Regions from separate parts of the Homo sapiens genome. Here all the other regions are linked to region 1. The links are chromatin contacts, found by Hi-C or POLR2A ChIA-PET in ENCODE. All regions are on one chromosome and are shown on one strand. Each heading gives the region's core, a stretch centred on a gene start or an enhancer-like site at or near the end of the contact. The rest is flanking DNA. Distances are from core to core; before and after follow the strand shown. Region 1 overlaps TMEM135 (transmembrane protein 135). Region 2 holds the start of TMEM135 (transmembrane protein 135). Region 3 holds the start of PRSS23-AS1 (PRSS23 antisense RNA 1).

Evidence for each region. A loop is a pair of places that touch in the nucleus more often than their neighbours do. ChIA-PET counts read pairs that join two places held with the same protein, here RNA polymerase II (POLR2A). Pooled maps may share reads with other maps.
Region 2: a loop to region 1 is called in a map of PC-3, with 11 times the contacts of the local background. The contact joins the promoter of TMEM135 here to the enhancer-like site in region 1. A Hi-C loop is called at or near these places in 4 of 168 maps with a recorded cell type or tissue (HCT116, PC-3, endothelial cell of umbilical vein and 1 more), 1 of 37 single-sample maps with no recorded cell type and 1 of 50 pooled maps. POLR2A ChIA-PET finds 5 or more read pairs at or near these places in 5 of 52 experiments (GM12878, H1, MCF 10A and 2 more).
Region 3: a loop to region 1 is called in a map of endothelial cell of umbilical vein, with 3 times the contacts of the local background. The contact joins the promoter of PRSS23-AS1 here to the enhancer-like site in region 1. A Hi-C loop is called at or near these places in 2 of 168 maps with a recorded cell type or tissue (PC-3 and endothelial cell of umbilical vein). POLR2A ChIA-PET finds 5 or more read pairs at or near these places in 1 of 52 experiments (HepG2).

What each region holds. Positions count from the first base shown.
Region 1 is chr11:87,171,408-87,175,768 of GRCh38, forward strand. The region is part of intron 5 of TMEM135 (transmembrane protein 135); the gene reads left to right. Among named protein-coding and RNA genes, the nearest start is that of TMEM135, 140 kb to the left of the region's middle. RefSeq lists a silencer at 2,300-2,594. Within about 2 kb of position 2,029, at least 7 of the 41 ENCODE cell types and tissues checked have a DNase peak (open chromatin) inside an H3K27ac peak, as active enhancers do; they include HCT116, PC-3 and endothelial cell of umbilical vein, where a contact is called at or near this core.
Region 2 is chr11:87,035,778-87,040,056 of GRCh38, forward strand. It overlaps TMEM135 (transmembrane protein 135), which reads left to right and starts at 2,157. Exons shown (of 15, transcript NM_022918.4): 1 at 2,157-2,409. The coding sequence starts at 2,269. LOC105369422 (a long non-coding RNA gene) reads right to left here and starts at 2,018. Exons shown (of 5, transcript XR_007062827.1): 1 at 1,847-2,018. RefSeq lists an enhancer at 1,632-2,132 and a silencer at 1,789-2,178.
Region 3 is chr11:86,936,863-86,941,116 of GRCh38, forward strand. PRSS23-AS1 (PRSS23 antisense RNA 1) reads right to left here and starts at 1,623. Exons shown (of 4, transcript NR_187135.1): 1 at 1,538-1,623. It also overlaps a transcript of PRSS23 not described here. RefSeq lists an enhancer at 3,547-4,046.

The DNA.
Region 1 (4,361 bases), core at 779-3,278:
TGGTAGAATCAAGAATTAGTATTCTGTCTCCCAACTGGAGTAGCCAGTGTCCTATGCTAAGCCAGTACTGCAAACATATATGTTAAGCAGGGATTCATAGGTAACCTCATGACAAAATTATCAGCTAAGGGAAATAATGAAAAAATACTCGTCTGCATGTCAGTAGACTTTACTAGCTGAGACCTTGGACAGTTTACTGAACTCCTCACAACTTCAGCTTTATACTTCAGAAAATGAGCTGATTAGATGATCTTTAAGGTCCTATATGGCTTTAACATTTTCTGCTTACAGGCAGCTTTGTATACCCTTTCTGCCTAGGTAGTGGTGTCCGACCTTTTTGGCACGAGGGACCGGCTTCGTCGAAGACAATTTTTCCACGGGGGGCTTGGTTTTGGGATGAAACTGTTCTACCTCACATCATCATTAGATTATCAAAGGGAGCACACAACCTAGATCCCTCCCATGTGCAGTTCAAAATAGGGTTCACACTCTTATGAGGATCTGCTGCCACAGCTGATCTGACAGGAGGCCAAGCTCAGGCAGTAATGCTCGCTTGCTTGCTGCTCACCTCCTGTTGTGCGGCCTGGTTCCTAACAAGCCAGGGACCAGTACCTGTACATCTCCCAGGGGTTGGGAACCCCTGTGCTTAATTAAGCCTTTAAAGTTGTGGTTATAAACTTTCACCGAGCTTGAGAATTGCCCATAGAGCTCTTCAAAACTATAGGTACCTGGGCTCCATCACCAAAGACTTTGTCTATGAGGTCCAGTTTGGGGCTCCAGTATCTATATTTTTTAAAATGTCCGCTGATTTTAATACTTAGCTACTGTTGTAAACCACTGTTTTAGAAGTATTTTTTAATTCTTTCTTCTTTGAACTCAAGGAAGGTACACTCTGTATGAGACAAAACAGGTTAAGAAATAGAAAAGAAATTTAAAGTATATTTAAAGATTTTTGTATGTAAAGTAGAACAGAGTATTAAGGTTTGTTGCTGTTTTAGCAAGAAAGAAAAGTAGGTTTTTTTTTTTTACCTACTTTTGTTTTGTATTACGACACGGTATTAGGTATTCTGAATGATTTATTAGAATGGATTTTTTTTAAACCTTCCAGGAGCATGGTGTACATAAGTAATATAGAATATTTAATTTTAGACTGATTGCTAGAGTGAGAGTAGGGACTCTTTGTTAGGGATTTCTATTTCTTAAAGTTTAACACCTGGCTGGCACAAAATAAAGATCTCAATATATGTCTGATGAATAAGTAAAAGATTTATTGAGACAGAACTCAAGTGGCAAATACTACTTTAATTCAATCAGCTTTCATTTAAGATAAGTATATCTTTATGGATTTGTATGGATAATTATAAATATTGGTGTTATTTTAAAATCATGATATTTATAATACAGTGATAATTATTTTTGACATTAAATTTTTTCATGAAGAATATTCGTGAATTAAATAATTAAATAATATTTAAAGAATACAATTTACATATTTGATATTTCTTATGCACAAAGATACTTGATTATTCAGATATTAAGATATATTTCCAACATTACTAAAATTATTACACTTAATTTTAATATTATATTTAAAGAAACCAAGCATTTTCTTACTGTTGAATGTGAATTCTTTATACAAGGAAACCTAGAAGTAAACTCTCAAATATATATTTTTAATGTTGCATCTATTTTTTCTTATATATTTTTGTTATTATTTTTGTCTTTACTGCTTCCCTTCTAGCACTACCTCAGGAAAAAATGTAAGTCTTTAATAAGCAAAGTATTAGTTCAAGTAGTTCAAGTAGTGAAATCTCTGAGACTGATGCCTAGTAGAATGCCAGGAACTGGTGGCTTGTAAAATCTAATCAAATAAACAAATATTCATTGATAGCGTCCTAAAGGCAAATGTGATGCGTGGCACTGGAATCAGATCTAGTGTTCCTTCTTTTTTCTTTGTTCCCCTGAATAATTATTATGAGGTAGATTAGTAGATACTGGGTTTTAATTGTAAACTAAACCAAAATGGTTTCAGCTTTCAAAAAGTTTTATAGTCTAGTGGCTGAGTCATAACCTGCTACTTAGGACCTTGCCAGTGTTGTCTTCTGTAAACAGACCAGCAGCAAGCTCATGCATTGCTTTTGTGAGAAATAAATTAGATAATGTCTGTAAGGCAGCTAGCACAATGTCTGCCACATGTCTGCCACAAAATAAGCCTATTAGAATTAGCCTGTTCTAAATCTTAACTTATTTTTATTTTATTACATATGTTGTATTATTTTCTATATTGGGGTGAGTAAATGGAGATCTTATGTTTATTTATAACAGTGTGTGAACTGGTAGTTGATAATAAAAGACAGAGTTTTGATATTTTGATCCACAGCTATACTAATAGCAGTGTTATTGGCACTTCTGAGTGATTATTTCCTTCCTGTGTGAGTCATGATATTTGGGTTGGCATTTGTTGCCAGTGCGCTCTGCTGTCTAGTGCCAGTATCTCAGTAATATACAAAACATGTTTAATCACAAACTTGATGTGTACTACTCAACCAAATTCTGCTGATCATGTTTTTGTTTCTTTGCATAAAGTAAATATAACAAGGGAAGTGCAATAATAGAAAAAACTGACTTGTACAAACAAACATGAGAATACTGTTAGCCAAACAGGGTAAAGTTATAACATGGTGAAAACTTAGTTTTGATAATTGCAAGTCTTAGTTGAGCAGAAGTCCCACTGAGATTGATGAGACACTGGCCTTCTAGAAATGCAGACTAAGGCTTAGTTGATCCTGTCAAAGAAAATTGGATTATCACTTTTGCAATAAGACCTCTGATTTATCTATCATATTTTAATGGGAAGAAAATATTAAGATACCTTACACATGTCTATTGCCATTGAAATATACTTTCTATTAACATGATTCACTTCTGCCAATATCCCCATATCATGTAGGAAAAAAAAGAATTCTGACCACTCTAGAATGTTCCTGATAACTTTTTCAAGTCTATTCTTTTATTCTTCTGTTGTTGGTTTTCAAAGTGTATACTTAGTAAGCTCTACATAATCTATTAGAATATAGCCTAGAAGAGTTAGAATGATTTTTCCTTTTTAAGCAGCAATTCAAATATAGCAGTGTTAAAAAGCATGTGGGGAGAATGGATAGCATCTAGAGAAGAAGAGAGGAAATAAGTATGGAAAAGAATCTTGAGAAAAAGGAAAGAGATATGATATGGCCTAGGGAGTATTTATTATAAGCAAGGTACAGTAAGTCCTCACGTCATGTCATCGATAGCTCCTTGGAAACTGTGACTTTAAGTGAAATGGCTTACAGCAGGTCCTCCAATCATATCCCTTTGTTCAATGCCCTTTTGTTATAACATTGATGAGGGGAAAAATAGTTTTGTTTGTCATACATTGTTTCACTTAAAATAGCAGTTGTCAAGAACCTATCAAGGACATTATGTTCAGATTTACTGTATATACAGAGACATCCCAATCCTATCTCTAATGTGGTGGGAAGAAATTAGTTTTGAACACAGAACAGAAAGTTTGAGATAACTGAAGCCACTGGTCATCACTTTCAGGGTGATAAAGCATTAAAAAAGGCTTCAAGAAGGTTGTGGAGTTACTATTAATATCTTGCTCATGTAGAAGAAATGTATCTTTTAATAGCCATAAGTCTGGATGGTATAGATACTGAACCACAAGAGGAAGAAGACTGGACTAATTATAATAATATCTTGATATTTATTTCAGTTCTCCAATTCCATGAATCAAAACAACATATTATATTTTGGCAGGTTCTTAGAAAATTTATACTTCATGCCAGAATCACATCATAAAACATTAAGCTTCAGAATTTGTATTTTATTCTTTCTGGAATATTTTATCCTTGTCACTAAATCTGCTTTAAATAGCTTACTGTGTTATATGCATTATTGCATACTCCTGATGAACAAACAGTTTATTTTGAAAAGTTGGTGTAGACCAAGAAGGCCAAAGGTCAAACCAAGATTTTAAAAATATCAGATCATAATGTTTAAGTTTGTTGGCCTTGTCTGTACCAACTCTGTGTGTGCCTTTCTACACTGAGATGATTATCTTTTGAAATTCACTTATTTTCTTCATAATAGTCACTCTGCTTTTGATTTAAATACAAAAATAAATGTGTCATAATTTTGTCCTTAAACAAAACAAACAACATCTGTTTAAGTATGGAACAATTAGGTTTTATTTTTCAAAAATTAGAAGGGTTCTTAAGATCATATCAATTTGTTTTGATTCTAATGGGAAGAGCTTTAGGTCAAGAAAGCAATTATTTCCACATGGGTAAGGCTGTACCTCCGCTACACCAACCACCCAC
Region 2 (4,279 bases), core at 907-3,406, 140 kb before region 1:
TGAAAAAAATTGTGATTATCTTGTTCCTATTCTACCATTGTATATTGGATGTGTTGAGGCGGATGATAACTTTATCATGAGATCTGCATCTGGTCCTGAGGAATATTCTGGACTTTGGCTAGGATTCAGCAACTGCATGGAATTTTAGGTTGTCTCCCTTGGAAAAGGGAAGGTATGTCTATCTGTAGAAAGAATGGTGTGCCCGGATATTTGGGTAGCCAGAGACATAGAACTATGGCAGACACTGCTAGTTGCCTCTAATATCTGTTTTTTCCATTTTGCTCAGTAATAAAACCTCAAATGTTAGCTGGGCATTTGTCCCATTAATTAAAAAAGATTGTATTCACCATCCTCTCTTGCAATGAAGTGTGGCCATGTGATTAAGCTTTGTCCAAGGAACGTAAGTTGTAGTAGTTTGTATGGATCTTCTGGGAAGTTTTTTTAAAAACAGGAAGTATGCCCTTTTCTCCCCGCCCCCGCCCCCCCGTTTTTTTTTTTTTTTTTTTTTTGAGATAGAGTCTCTCTCTGTTGCCAAGGCAACAGTGGTGTGATCTTGGCCCACTGCAACCTCTGCCTCCTGAGTTCAAGCGATTCTCCTGCCTCAGTCCCTGAGTAGCTACGATTACAGGAGCGTGTCACCATTTCTGGCAAATTTTTGTATTTTTAGTAGAGACAGGGTTTCACCATGTTGGCCAGGCTGGTCTCAAACTCCTGACCTCAAGTGATCCACCCGCCTCAGCCTCTCAAAGTACTAGGATTACAGGTGTGAGCCACCGCGCCCGGCCTCTCTTCCCCTTTTGCTGGTCTTCCTGGCTAGCATGTTGATGTCATGTTATTTTCTAAGTTAGGGTGGAAATCACAGGTAGCAGATGGCATAGCAAACTGTCACAAAGAGGCTGGGATCCCTAATCGTTATGGAGCCACCATTTTATTCTAGGACTGCCTACCTTTACCTGAGAGAAAGATACTTTTATCTTTTTGCCATTGTTGTTTTGGACTTTTCATCTGAGTATTTCTCTTTTATTTTCTTCAAACAACTACACCTATCTGATATTATCTTGTTCAGTTTTCTTTGTTATTTTCTGTCTTCTCCCTCTAGAATACTAGCTTCGTGAAAATAAAAATCTTGTCTCTCTTGTTTCTGTTTGTTTCCTTAGCACAGTGCCTGGTAAATAGTAATGACTCAGTAAATATTTGTAGATGAATGAATGAAGACTAGAAGATTCGAATGGAATTCTTCTAAAGGTAGTTCGTTTCTGCTTTAAGAGACTATGGAATTTAGAAATCCAAAGAAACTGGCAGGTTTGTTACATGTGAGGAGATTGACAGAGGGGTTATATGACTCAAGCAACACAGGACCCTTGTCTTGCTAATTGTTGGCCAAGTTCCCTAGCCAGGTCTGAGTTCTAACACACGACTGCCGCCTCTACTGTGTGTGCTGTTTGGTTGATAAGCACCTATCAAAGATGCTGTAGACAGGATTGCTCCGTGGCCTAAGGTTTGGACAGGATGACCTATTGCCCTTCCCCACACACGGTCGGGGTATGAACATAGCTGAGACTTTTCAAGCCTTCGCAGGTATCACAGAGCTTGGAAAGCCCAGCACTTGGGGGTAGTTAGTTGCAACTAGCAGGCAGCCCTAGCTGTTTATTACCTGGGACTCTCGGGAAGGCAAGCTCCCGGTGCTGGGGAGGACGTTTGTCCCAGGCATTCCTCTGGCAACCCTCTTCCTCCACCAGCTCCCAACAAAGACATTTAATCCCTTTCTTCCACTACCCTCCGCTCTACTTGGCTTGCAGTTGGAAGCTGAAGTACAATTTGACCCAAGCCACCCCCTACTGCGCACCTGCCATAGCGCTTGCGCCCCGGAGCCGGGCACGGCGTCGCGGGGGTGGGGAGGCGGCTCGTCCCCGAGCTGCGCTCCCTCGCGTACAGCCTCGGCTCTGGGTGCGAAGATCCTCTCTGCCTCCGCTCACCCAGCCGCGCCGCCGCGCGGGAACGCGCCCCAGCGGATGCCCTCTTGAGGGAGCGCGCACGCGCCGCCTCTCCCCGCCTCCCCGGTGCGCGTCCCGCCCCCTTGAGCTGCGATACGCCGAGCGCTCAACATCCGAGGACTTTGGCCCAGAGTAACCCCGCTCTCGTGACCTTTCCCCTCCATTCCGCACCTCCGAGTGCTGGCCGGGCGAGAGGCTGGCGGCTGGGCTCTCGCGCCCCTCCCTGCAGGGCTCAGGCTCTCCCCCTCCTGTCTTCTCCGCGCTGTTCCTCGTCATGGCGGCCCTCAGCAAGTCCATCCCTCATAACTGCTATGAGATCGGCCACACTTGGCACCCTTCCTGCCGGGTCTCCTTCCTGCAGATCACCGGGGGCGCCCTGGAGGAGTCCCTGAAGATCTATGCTCCTCTGTACTTGGTGAGACCCGTCACCCGTCCCGCAGGGCGAGTTTAGTCTGGAAGATGGGCCGGGGGCTGCAGTTGGTGCTCCCGAGGGGCTCTGGGGGACTTGCCTTGTGTCGGGCTCTCTTTTGGAGGGGTCGGAGTGTTTTGGGGGGTCGGTAGGGGGAAGGGGGAGGTCGCAAGGGAAGGATATACCAATTCCTGCAAGGGAGAAGGAGGAGGGGAATTAGAGATTGAGCTGTCATCTGAATGCCTGTTGCTAGGAAGAGGATGGCTCCCAACTTTTAGAATTAAGTTTAGGACACTTAAAAACGTTAATTCAAAGACCAGCCTTATTTTCCTCTGGCCTGCCTTGTGATGGAGAGGTATTTGTAGGTCAGCGAGGCTATGAGAAGGACCTGCAATCTTTCCTCATCTAGTTTCCCCTGTTTTATTTTGCTTTTTTTTTTTTTTTTTTTTAATGAAGAAGGCATATTTGGCCCTAAGTCCCTGTGGCCTCAGATCTTGACTCAGTTTTGAGATGACAGGATTGTGATTTGGGGGTTTTGCAAGTGTTTTTGCAAGTTCACAGAACAGACTCCTGGGTTGAGATTGTGTGTGGTGATTTAAAGGGTGATGCCAGTCTTTCAGTCAGTGAACTTGGTTAGGACATCTGACTTTGTGTCACCTAGGACCTTCTGTTACACAACTTTACATACAGGGCAATTAATAGGGAATATTTGGCAGTATGTATATGTAACACTGAGGACTATTAAAGATGCTCTTAAATGTTCTCCGCAAAATCTTTTTTTCAATAATCTTATCCTTGATATTAAAGATTTATTATTACTTTGGCCATTGAAGTGCATTGTCTCATTTTCTTGCCTTACAGTTTGTGTCCTAAGAAGACAGATCATATTTTTTGTATGTCTTCTAAAAGTTTCAATATTCAGCAGATGATCAATTATTATTTCTCATTGAAGTAATTTAGATTTATACCCTAATGTTCCTGAAAGTGTGTCATGGCTGTATCTGTAGTACTTCTTGAAAAGTCTGATTATGTATTTCAGAGATAACACAGGAGAAGGTGATGACTTTGTTTGAGGTTGCAGGCACCCATTTCATTTTTATTGTATAGACTGATGCTTCTCACATTTTCATGTATGTTAGGAATCCTCTGAGGATTATGTTAAAATGGGGGTTCTAATTCATTAGGTCCTGGTGGGGCCTGAACCTCTGCTTTCCTAACAAACTCGTGGTAATGCTGATGGTGGGGGCTGCACTTTGAATAATAAAGATCTAGAGTAGAGGCCAGTAATTGTTATTGGAGCTGGAAATTTTTTCCTTGATTTTCTTTGGCAAAGATTCATGTTTATCTGCTTTTCCACATTCACTGTGGCCAGTCTATGTCTCAGAATTTTTCTTTTTATTTTTGGATACAGGGCCTTGTTGTATTGCCATTCTGGCTGGAGTGCAGTGGCGCAATCACGGCTCACTGCATAAGGCTCAGATTTGTAAAAAATAAAACATCTACAAACATTATTGAGCTCTTGATATACAACTATAGAAAAGATTGTTCCTGCTGTGAGAGGATTATGATATAGGTGGAAAGAGAGTTTATGCTATCTACTTCTCCCTCTGAAAATCCATAGCACTTTTCATTCATTAATTCATTCACTTAACAAATATTTGTTGAATGCCTGATACTTGTTATATCAATAGCCTAGACAATTTATGGATTATAGTCTATGATAGGGACATTCAGGGTAGCAATAGAAACATAGGTTCTCCTACTCCAACAAGGTAGGTTGGGGGTGTTCAGGAAAAGAGTTGTGTTTTACTACTATATCTCCAACAAGATTAAGTACTTATTGAGGATAAATTTTCCATCTCATGTGGCCTTGTAC
Region 3 (4,254 bases), core at 373-2,872, 230 kb before region 1:
CCTGGGTGACAGAGTAAAGAAAAAAAAAAAAAAAGAGTTCTGGTCATACCCTTACACCCTTACTCTTACATTTAGAACATTTAGAACATTAATGCTGCATAAATGGAACATGTCCAAAAGCCTCTTAGGATGCAAGCCTCTTTTGAAATTGCAAACTGGGACCAGTACATGTGCCCTAATAGAGGGCAGTAGGAAAAAAAGCAAGAGCTTTGCAGCTGCTGGATTACGAACCTCTCTACTGAGGCACTAACTCCTATTAAGGTGTTAGCTCCTACTGACCCAGCAGAGGCTGAGTAAAGATTGTCATTTTGGTCAATGATTCTTAATCAGTGGTATTTAATCTTTTGAGATCACAGACCCCTTCTTTGAAAAGTATGAACCATCTCCCCAGAAAAAAGACAGGTGTATGTAAAATATTCTTGCATTCAATTGTAGACTCTCTGCCTTAGCCCTAGATTTTTTAAAACCATATTTTAAAGCATGGCTCCCCTAATTATAGAATTGTCAGAGGCGTCTGAACCAGAGCAACTCCATCTTGAGTAGGGGCTGGGTAAAATAAGGCTGAGACCTACTGGGCTGCATTCCCAGACGGTTAGGCATTCTAAGTCACAGGATGAGATAGGAGGTCAGCCAAGATACAGGTCATCAAGACCTTGCTGATAAAATAGGTTGCAGTAAAGAAGCCAGCTGAAGCCCACCAAAACCAAGATGGCCATGAGAGTGACCTCTGGTTGTCCTCACTGCTACACTCCCACCAGCACCATGACAGTTTACAGATGCCATGGCAATGTCAGGAAGTTACCCTATATGGTCTAAAAGGGGAGGCATGAATAATCCACCCCTTGTTTAGCATATAATCAAGAAATAACCATAAAAATAGGCAACCAGAAGCCTTCTGTCAGTGGAGTAGCCATTCTTTTATTCCTTTACTTTCTTAATAAACTTGCTTTCACTTTATGGACTCGCCTTTAATTCTTTCTTGCGTGAGATCCAGTAACCCTCTTTTGGGGTCTGGATCCGGACCCCTTTCTGGTAACAGAATCTTCCAGTGTTAGAACTAGACACAAACTTAGAGATGATTTTTGTGAAAGCACCTTATTCCTAGTGGTGTGAAAGCTGAGGTCATTTGGGATAATAAATGGTTCTGCACATTTTCAAAGAGCTAACCCTCATTGTCAACACTACCTTGAACTAGTTGCCCCACTCCTAATTTGCTCCTGTCAAAACACTGCAGCCAAATGCAACAATCCAGTGCCACAAATGGCTGCTGCCAGGATGTCAGTGAACATTTGTCGAGCACCCGAACCAGCATTGGGCGCAAGAACAGCTCTTGCCCTTGAGAAGCTCAAACACATCTAGAGGAGAAACAAACAAGAACAATATAATGTAATATAACACATGCAATTACAGATGTTTGAACTAGGTTCAGAGGTGCCCTAAAGGAAGGTGCTACAGGCTCTGCTTGATTGGATCATGCGAGGCTCCCAGAAGAGGAAACGTGTATGCAGGGACTTGAAGAAGAAGAGGAAACACTTACTCAGGGACTTGAAGAATGAGCAGAAGGGCCACGGAGTGAAAGAGCCTCCTGGCTCAGGAGTCCAGCATGCAGGAGCAGAGAACACTGAAACAGCCTGAGAACAGGAGGAGCTGGAAGTGGCTGGGATTGGCTAGAGCATAGGGTGTGTCTGAGGAAGAGGAATGATGTGGCTGGAAGAGAGGGGAAGAGCCAGACCTGAGGGTCTTGGATATCACTCTGAGGGGTTTGGACATAAAGAAGAATATCAGCCGATGTGATGGATTAAGGAGCTCCTTCCTGGGGGTGGTGCAAGGAGGCCAGATAGTCATCTGTCCTGGATGGCCTTCCGAGGGGCTGGGGGTAGGGGTGGGGTGGGGCTGGAGTGAGGGCAGCCTCTCTGAGATCCCTATCACCTCTCTCTTTAAAAATCAGCCACTGCCAAACACTAGAGAACCTAAGAAGGCCCCTGTAAAGCAGAAACGACAGGCAGTCAGCCTAGAGTACACCTTTAAAAAGTCAGTAAGACATATACACCAGAAAAGGACCATGCTTCTCCATTAAAAGATAGCCAAATGGGAGGAGGCCTTCTCAAAAATATAGGGAAATTTCTCACTTGATGTATTGATGTTTTTCCTCTGCAGAGCTTCACATTTTTCATCCATTCTTAAAATTGAGCCAGTTTAGCCCTAGGAGGTGGGCAGGCTCTGAGGAATCATCAATCAAGAGAAGAGAACATCGCCAGAAACACGTAAGGGAAACGTTTCCATGTCACTACTTCTCAGGATTCCTGGGCATTAAGGGTACTTAAGAAGTGCTTGTAAGGAGTGTGTTTTCTCCCAAGCAAACACATAAACAAAAAATTCTAATTACAGGGACACTGCATTGAGTCTGTCCTAAAGTTGTTCTGCCTGTATTCACCACTAGGTGTCATTAGAGCCCTCTTTTAAAAGAAACAAAGCTTCAAAAAACACTGACCTCAGGAGAATAATTTTTCCAGTGTTCCTATTTCTCAGTTAAAAAAAAAAATATATATATATATATATATATATTTTTTAACATGAGTAAAAATTGCAAATGTTCAGGACTTAGCTCTTGAATGGCTACTAAAGATTATAATTCCTCAGACTACCTGCAAATATCATGAGTCTTACAGAATCACAATACATTTTTATTGAAATATCCATGGTAAATATACATCTTACAGGAAATTCCATTGCGTTTACACTATTTATTTAATAGAAATAATCTCTGGGATTATTTGCATTTATTTCTGAAGGAGGATGTTTTTCCTTCCTGAGAATAAGTTCAGGAAATGGGTGAAATGTTCAGGAAGTTAGCTAAATGCTGATGTAAATCCAAAAGGAAGGTCTGTTGTTGTTTCTTTCTTTTTTTTTTTTTAAAGGGGTGGGTGGGGGGGACACACAAAAATGCTAGGAAGTGGTTCTCTCATTCACTTATGGAAAAATGTTATACTGAATTTCTGATTTAAAAGGAAGAGGATTAGAAAAAAATGTGGGCCCATGATATGGTTTTCTGTAGATCTGGTTAGGCAATTCACAGTAGTTAGCAAAGAAAACTGTGTCAAGAAACAAAATCTACATGGGAGACATGACTTGGATTCAGTTTGTCCTAAATTAAACCTTTACTATGAAATTTGAATCGGCTACTCTAAGAAATAAGTCGTGTTAGAAAACTCTGAGTCCCGAAGAGCTGGTGGGGCCCCTTAGCACTACATAAACAACTAAATGCTACCCTCTCCTCCCAAGGACCCTGTCCCCTCCACTAACAGTGTCATGCTGACCCTCGGACTGCAAGGGGGAGTCTGAATGCAGTGAAACTCAAGATCTCCAGGGCTACTTGGTCAGTGTTGCAAGCTGCCGTGGCCTCTGGCGTTATTTATCTTTAGTTTGCAACGTAGGGGTGTGCTGTATCGGGTGTGCAGAGCAAACAGAAACTCCTTGCCTCTGAAACACTGGCATTTTAGAAAGCAAAGATTCGGCTCATTGACCAGAGCTACAGAGGACACAATTTGTTGTGGCTTCTCTGAAAATCACCCCCTCCTTTCCATCTCTCTGCTACCACCTTCATTCAGGCCTTCATGGTTTCTCATCCAAACCGGTCTTCCTGTCTCCTGCTTGCCTTCTTCCCAGCCCACAGTCCACACGGCAGACAGAGCAAGCTATGTAAAAACACCAACAGGGACATGAACCTTCCTTGCTTTCAAACTTTTGCCGACTCCCCTGTGCTGAGCGCAGGAGAGAATACGGCCTCCAAGGCCTTTCATAACTTGGCCTCAGCCCACCTTCCCTCCCACTCCAAGAATCTCAGGCTCCAGTTACACTGAGCCACTCACTGCCCTACACCTCCTGCAGGCAACTCTCTGCCAAGTTTATTCACACATTTATCCTTTTCACTCTGGATACATGAGGAGGACTGACCATGTACTGTACTTCTTTTAACTTCTATAGAGCAATCTCTTTGTATTTATACAATTATGACAACAGTAGTAAGAGAAGAAGGTTCAGAGGATACAAGGTAACACACCTACATAAACGACCTACTGGGTACAAATATTGTAAATCAACATAGGCCTAGAAAAGGTGGTCAGATGCTGAATTTTGACTAAATACCTCCGATGGCACATAATGAGTAAGTTTCAATTTTTATATTTTACATTCTGAATTCTGGGGGTGGTTTTGATGGGCAGACCAAGTTTTAAATGAGTTATGGTCTTTGGG